Regions from separate parts of the Mus musculus genome. Here regions 1 and 2 are each linked to region 3. Evidence: chromatin loops called from intact Hi-C (ENCODE). Cell type or tissue: heart. All regions are shown on one strand. Region 1 has its middle 55 kb from the start of Rassf9. Region 2 has its middle 200 kb from the start of Rassf9. Region 3 holds the start of Rassf9 (Ras association (RalGDS/AF-6) domain family (N-terminal) member 9).

Region 1 (2,500 bases), 55 kb after region 3:
AGGCATTGTTTCTTGGAATAAGACCATAGTTAAACTAAAGCAAAGAACTAAAAGGTAAAATGCCACCATGGGGGAAAAAGTTTTCAGCACATCAAAGAAAACAATAGCGACTCACAGAAAGGTCATAACATTGGTGAGAGATTGTGTAGGCAAAGAATAATCTCACTGATGTGCCAAACTGAAAGCAAACAGAATACACTATAAAAAGTCTCTGTGAGAGGAAGTGGAAATTTTCCACAGATAAAAGGTTACTTTTAGAACCAATGGGGAGGGGGAATATTTGGAAAGCAATTAAACACAATAAACAAATCAAAGTGCATTACACCTTTACATGTAAGATGACATCGTGGAGTTTCTCTAACAGTTTCCCCTATGTTATACAAACTAAAATGATATATCAATTTTGATATGAGTGGTTATTTGATTGTTTTTTCTTAGGACAATGATCTGTGTGGGGAAAAATATAAATTAATAGATAAATGTTTGTAGGAAACATAAAATGTACCACTCAAGTTGTATGCATGGATACATTTATATAAAGTTAGCCATAATACATTTATATAAAGTTAGCTATATACATTTATATAAAGTTAACTATATATAAACTATATTTATATATAGTTATTTTTGTTATTGGTTTAAACATAGCAAGTTACCATCAAGTATGGATGCCTAGATATATAAACTTAGGATTCTACAGCTTCAGTAGGTGAGGATCCTAGAATCAATCCACTTGGATTTTCATCAGAAGATATCTCAAGATGGTAATTCATGGTCTTAACTAAGAACTCAGTCCTATTTCAATTCCCAATTTGTGGAGGATTCTACTCAAGCTCACTAACCCACAAAGGGGAAAAAAAAAAACCTTAATTGCCTTTAAAGCACCAATTGTCTAATTTACAAAGTTTATTTAGACTAAAACCTAAGATCTTTGAAATGAAAGTAAAAATATTCAAAGTAGTAATAGTTAGAAACATGTATAAATATTTGGTTACATTACCAAATAAGTGCTGTGATTCCGTCTATTTTTGTCTTATTTATTTAGTCCAGTAGTTCTCAACCCTTTAGATCGTGGCCCCTTCAGGGTCCTATACCAGATATTCTGCATATCAGGTATTTACATTGTGATTCATAACAGTAGCAAAATTACATTTATGAAGTAGCAACCAAAGAATTTTATAGTCGGGAGTCACTACAACATGAGAAAATGCTACCAAAGCAGCACTAAACAGGTCGTGAACAAGTAATATAGTCATTCGTTTTGGTAAATATTTCTGAGCTCTGACATGTTACCAGGACACGAACTTTGCTATGATTAGTTTTGTCAGCTTGACATATTCTGGAGCCACTTAGGGAAAGGATCTAAATGACGGGTGATACATCAGGTTGACCTGCAGGAGAATGATTCAAGGTAGTTGATGCGAGAACTTCATTGTAGGTATTATTTTGTTTGGGGCTCTGGACAGAATATGTGTAGAGAAAGGGCTTAGCACAAATAGGTTTGTTTCACTCTGCTCCCAACAATGATTGTGATGTGACTTGCTTTTTCAAGTTCTTGTCACCTGCACTTTCCTGTAGTGTTGAAATATAACATTGTATGACAAATAAGGCCTGTCTCCTCTGAGTAGCTATTTCTCAGGGTATTTTGTCATGGCAACAGACATGAAGCTATTACAGTGGTGAGCAAAACAGTGTACCTGTCCTCATGCATCTTATGTTGTAGTGAGTCGAGACAGAACACAAATCAATAAATATTTGCTATGTTAGAAAGGACAATTTTCTAACAGAAAACAAAACATCATTATGGCCAGAGCACTAAATTTATGTTTGAATAAAAAAAAATTCTTTGTACTCTCTAAACAGCCAACAATTGTGAAGATATCTGATAGAGAATACATTTTCTATCTCACCCAGGTTTGCATGTGCCCTATTCTGTGTGAATAAGAGCATTCCTTTATTACTGCAGTGAGAAAAGTGTCACATAGGGACACTGAAGCCTAACCCTGTGTCAGTGACTATTAGTGACTGCCAAAGAAGCAGAGATACTGGAACTGGTCCAGCATGGATTGTTCTCACACTACTTGTGAGAAATGACAAAGCTGAGAGTGATAGTATTGAGATAATGTGACCCCCAGAAGCTATGCCAGAAGAAAAGAATTTAGAAAGAAAACTATTTGAAATTAATCTCATAATATGACTATAAAAATAAAGAAGGCATTTTAAGTCAAAGCAACAATACTACATGAATCCATAGGCATGAGACATATTAGCAATCTTAAATTACAGGGAAAGAATTTTATAGGCTGCAGGGAAGGTGGGGATAGTAAATCAATAAGCACACAAACATGTGCTGAGTCACATTATACAGAACCTTTATGCATTGTGCTGCAGTTTAGAAATTACTTGCCTTGGGTAGATCAATGACAGAGGATGCTCTGAGTTGCTGATCACACAATGAACGGACTGGGAGGATCTGGAGAAGAGATAATGAGTGATTCTG
Region 2 (2,500 bases), 200 kb after region 3:
CTTTCTGGCTTCTAGCTATTATAAATAAGGCTGCTATGAACATAGTGGAGCATATGTCCTTATTACCAGTTGGAACATCTTCTAGGTATATGCCCAGGAGAGGTATTGCTGGATCTTCTGGTAGTACTATGTCCAATTTTCTGAGGAACCGCTAGACTTGTACAGAGTAGTTGTACAAGCTTGCAATCCCACCAACAATGGAGGAGTGTTCCTCTTTCTCCACACCCTTGCCAGCATTTGCTGTCTGAGGTGAAATCTCAAGGTTGTTTTGATTTGCATTGCATATGCCAGCAACATTTTGCTGAAAGGACCCTGATATAGCTGTCTCTTGTGAGGCTATGCTGGGGCCTAGCAAACACAGAAGTGGATGCTCACAGTCATCTATAGGATGGAACACAGGGCCACCAATGGAGGAGTTAGAGAAAGCACCAAAGGAGCTGAAGGGGTCTGCAACCCTATAGATAGAAAAACAATATGAACTAACCAGAGCTTGTGTCTCTAGCTGCATATGTAGCAGAAGATGGCCTAGTCGGCCATCATTGGGAAGAGAGGTCCCTTGGTCTTGCAAACTAAATGCCCCAGTACAGGGGAATGCCAGGGCCAAGAAGTGGGAGTGGGTGGGTAGGGGAGCAGGGCCGGGGGAGCATATAGGGAACTTTCAGGATAGCATTTGAAATGTAAATAAAGAAAATATCTAATAAAAAAGAAAAATAAGGAATGCTTTTTCATCAACAAAGAAATCGTAGTCCATTCACATAGCTTCTTAAAATACCATACATTTTTCCTGCAGGAATCAACCTTTAGTTTTAAGGTATTTTTTTGATGATTGCTACCTTTAAATATATGCTCACTATATCAACCTAAGGTGAAGAAAGAATGGAATTTTCAGGTGTATTTACCGATAAATGTTAGGATTGAAGTGCTATTGCTACATAGTAGACACTTTCCCTAACACTATACAAAACACAGACTATGTACAAAGAATCTAAACTGAAAAAGATCTTCCATACTAACCTTACAAGTTCTTTGACAGATTCAGTCACAGAATTAGGCCATTTAAAATGTGCTATTTGTCACGCTGAGGAAAAGCTCCTGAGATCATGAACTTACTCAGGAAACCTGAGAGTCCACACCCAACCATTGTGCAAGTTCCAGGAGAGGAAGTGCTGCACAAATGGTAATGTGATGTGCATAGCAGTTGTGGCAGGACCCTGAGTATTATTTATGGCTTTCACAGTTTCTATGCATGTTTCACTGAACTCCTGTATATTAAAAAAAAAAAAAACAAAAAAACAAAACACTTGCTACACCGTTATATTTCAAGCTGACTTTATACATAACTGAAGCAAATGGAATGTGTATTTTATGTACAAAGATTTTTATAGCTAGAAGTTTTTTTTAATGTACATCCAAAAAACATTCTTAGCCCATTTTTTCTTTCTTTTTAATTGAAAATAATTTTTATACACTATATTCTGATCATTGTCAACCCTCCCTCATCTCCTCTCATGATGATTCCACCTACCCACCCATCCAAATCCATGCCTTCTTTCTGGCTTTCTTTAGAAAATAAACAGATAAATAGAAAAACAAACAAAAAATAGGAAAAAAAAGATAAAAGACATGAGAACGGCACAGACACACAGACACACACACACACAGACAGACAGACAGACAGACAGACAGACACACACACACACACACACACACACACACTCAGAGAAACCATAAAAGCATAAAACATAATATATGAACAAAAAACCAGGATGGAAGAAAAAACAAACAAAACCCAAAAGAAAGCAGTATGAGGCAAATAACAACAAAGAAATCTCCAAAAGCACTCCACTGAAGAGAACTAATTTTTTCCTTTCAAGCAACTGTCAATTAGAGATTGCTCCATGTTTAGAGAGGTCTCCCCTCTTAGTTCTGAGAGCCAATATGGCTTAGACCTGGGCAGGCCTTGTGCATGCTGTCACTATGAGTTCATATGTATGTGAGTGTTGTTGTATGTGGGGAGCATTGTTTCTGTAGTGTCTTCTACCCCCTCTGTTTCTTACAATCATGCTGCTTACACATCTTCAAAGTTCCTGAGCCCTGAGGGGAGCGATTTGATGGAGACACTGCTCTCTCTCTCTCTCTCTCTCTCTCTCTCTCTCTCTCTCTCTCTCTCTCTCTCTCATATCTTTTTTATACAGTCCAGACTTTATCCCCGTCCTGGTCCACCCTCTGACTGTTTTACATTCCATACCCCCCCAATCCCCCATCTCCACAAGGATGTCCCCACCCTCCACCCCCACCCCACCAGACCTCCCCATACCCTGTGGCCTCCAGTCTCTTGAGGGTTAGGTGCATCTTCTCTGACTGAGTCCAGAACCTGCAGTCCTCTGTTGTATATGTGTTGGGGTCTCATATCAGCTAGTGTTGATGCCTGGTGGATGTCATTGTCTGAGAGATCTCAGGGCTCCAGGTTACTTGAGACTACTGGTCTGGTTGGTCTCTC
Region 3 (2,500 bases):
ATGCATATATATCCTACAAATGAAGTTGTGATTACATAATGAAAATGGGTCTTCCTATCACTTTGAAATCCTGAACATTGAAGTGTGTACAAGAATAAAACGACTCCTTCCAACCATGTCTTGCTTGCTGATGCTGCTGTCCAGACGGGATTTCCATAGAAAACAGTGTCCATCTGTGTGCTTTGCTGGGACTCAAGACATCAGCCTGAAAAGGGAAATTGTAAGGCCGGCAAGCCCATTTTTCCCTCCCTCCTCCCTCCCTCCCAACCCCACAGGCATGTGATTAGGAACTGGGTTGTGTTTTAGGGAGTCATTGCTGGTGTGTGTGTGGGGGGGTGGGGGGTGATAGCAGATTCTTCAAAATAAGGCTCAGAGTAAATCCTCCAGGAACTTTCCCCTGGACACTTATCCTCCTATAGCTCCTGTGTCTGTCTGTCTGTCTCGTCCAGGTCATAGGTTAAAGTTTTACATACCAGCAGACACACACACACACACACACACACACACACACACACGCACACACACACACACATTTTATAGCTCCTGTGTCTGTCTGTCTGTCTCGTCCAGGTCATAGGTTAAAGTTTTACATACCAGCAGACACACACACACACACACACACACACACACACACACGCACACACACACACACATTTTGATAGTATACCAATTTTAGTTCCATAGACTCCTTCTACTGTTCAGTAGTTAAAGGTGGTGATGGCAAGCAGCTCACTTTTCCTAGGGCACTCCCAAGGTCCCTGAGACACAGCATGTGGTCTCCAAAGGCTGACGGATGCCAGCACCTTAGGAAGCCAGCTATATCATTGGGCAGTGATCAGTTAACCCAGCAGCCCTTGGTCCTTCACGGTTTCCCCACCCTTTTTTGTTTTTTAATGGAGAGCCAGGGAACCTGCTTTCTTAGTTGCTGCACTGCTCAACTGGCCTTACCACGCTTGCATTCAGGGAAGGGGAGGGTTTTTATTTTGTGTGTATGGAGTAGGTAGGGGAAGCGTTCCTCCTGCTCATTCCTGTTTGCCAAGATCAGATTACTTTTCACTGACTGGAGCTGGCTGGCAGGAGGCCGCAGGGGGGAGGGGGGTAGCTTTAAATCTTTTATGTGTGTACACCTTGTGTGGCTGGGTGTGGAAAGCAGGAAAGGGGGGGGGGGGTTCCAAGTCGAGTGCAATTCCCATTCCATGGCTATTACCATGCCTGTAGGGTTGGCAGGTCTTAGAGTTTAGCTAGTTGGCAAATAGCTACAACACACAATAGAGGCTCTCCCCTCCTTCCTTCCCTCCCTTCCTCTCTCTTTCCCTTCCTCCCTCCTCTCCACCCTTCCTCCCTCTCTGACTCTCCCTCTTCCTCTCTCCCTCTCTCTCCTCCCTCTCCTCTATCTTTTGAGCTTCCAAACACACACCTTCTTCCAGGCTGAAGCTGGGCTGGTCTCCCTAGGCACAGCAGCCACAACAATCCCGCAGTTCAAAGTTAGGCAGCAATTGCACAACTTCCAGCAACTCTCTCAGCCAGCTGCTAATGAGCTTGAAAGCAAGGAACATCTGAGGAGTTGAAAAGGAAGCCTCCAGCCTTCCTCCTTTCACCAGAGAGACCCAGACACCCCTCCCAGGGCCCAGATTACTTTGAGATAAGGACTGTGTTATTTGCTTGCCTTGCCGGACAGACCATGGCTCCCTTTGGAAGAAACTTACTGAAGACACGACATAAAAACAGGTAAAAAAAAAAAAAAAATGAGTGCGTGTGTGTGTGTGTGTGTGTGTGTGTGTGTGTGTGTGTGTGTGTGTGTTGGATTCAGTTCCCTAAGCCTTTGGTTCTGATGAGAACTGTTTGGCGAGTCGGTCGGGATCTAGAATGAAGACCCAGCTAGCTCTTCAGACCATAGGTCCTGTATTGACGATGGACGTATCCCGAACAAGGATCATGGGAAATCATGACTGATTTTTAACTCTCTTTTCCCTTTATGGCAGTCTGAGTACACTAACTAACACTAACATTTTCTCTTTACTTTGTCTTGAACTTTTGGGGAGAGAAGAATCACAAGATCTGGTTTAGTTTAAGCGTTGCATTAGAATATCTCTTTTTGAAAAAGCTTAAGAGTTTGGGAAAGATACAACTAGGATTTCTAATCACTTATTGAAAGGAAAAATTAAAAAAAAAAAGTACAACTGCTGATACAATCTGGAAACAATGCTTTGGTCCCCTCTAAGAGTGGAGCATTTCTAAAATCTGGAAAGTTCCCAATTGCGAACATTCCCAGAAGGAGCTCTTAATGGACTGTGTGTCTTTGAGAACTTTAGGTGGCTTAGGCGTTCAAAGAGGAGACAAGCAGCTATGTGCTTCACTTTATTATTGCCACTATACTTAGAGTTAATGCATGTACTCTGCATACTGAGAGAGAGAGAGAGATTGGAAGGGGGGATTTGGAATAATGGGATAATATCTATATATTTCACTACCATAACTAATTTACTTATACTCAAATATT

The links. Hi-C counts contacts between places; a loop is a spot of excess contacts. Peaks named below come from ENCODE experiments on the same cell type or tissue, not always from the same donor. Only the 100,000 strongest peaks of a DNase experiment are listed, where the experiment ranks them.
Region 1: it touches region 3 in a loop (2.3-fold over the local background); 3 of 42 quality-filtered maps call a loop at or near these places.
Region 2: it touches region 3 in a loop (4-fold over the local background); 2 of 42 quality-filtered maps call a loop at or near these places.

What each region holds. Positions count from the first base shown.
Region 1 is chr10:102,566,322-102,568,821 of GRCm38, forward strand. No RefSeq gene overlaps it. Among named protein-coding and RNA genes, the nearest start is that of Rassf9, 55 kb to the left of the region's middle. In heart, no CTCF peak of the experiment used is centred here; no DNase peak of the experiment used is centred here.
Region 2 is chr10:102,711,308-102,713,807 of GRCm38, forward strand. No RefSeq gene overlaps it. Among named protein-coding and RNA genes, the nearest start is that of Rassf9, 200 kb to the left of the region's middle. In heart, no CTCF peak of the experiment used is centred here; a DNase peak (open chromatin) is centred at 1,144.
Region 3 is chr10:102,510,857-102,513,356 of GRCm38, forward strand. Rassf9 (Ras association (RalGDS/AF-6) domain family (N-terminal) member 9) reads left to right here and starts at 1,366. Exons shown (of 2, transcript NM_146240.4): 1 at 1,366-1,728. The coding sequence starts at 1,682. In heart, no CTCF peak of the experiment used is centred here; DNase peaks (open chromatin) are centred at 1,055 and 1,485; H3K4me3 peaks cover 805 bases; H3K27ac peaks cover 776 bases.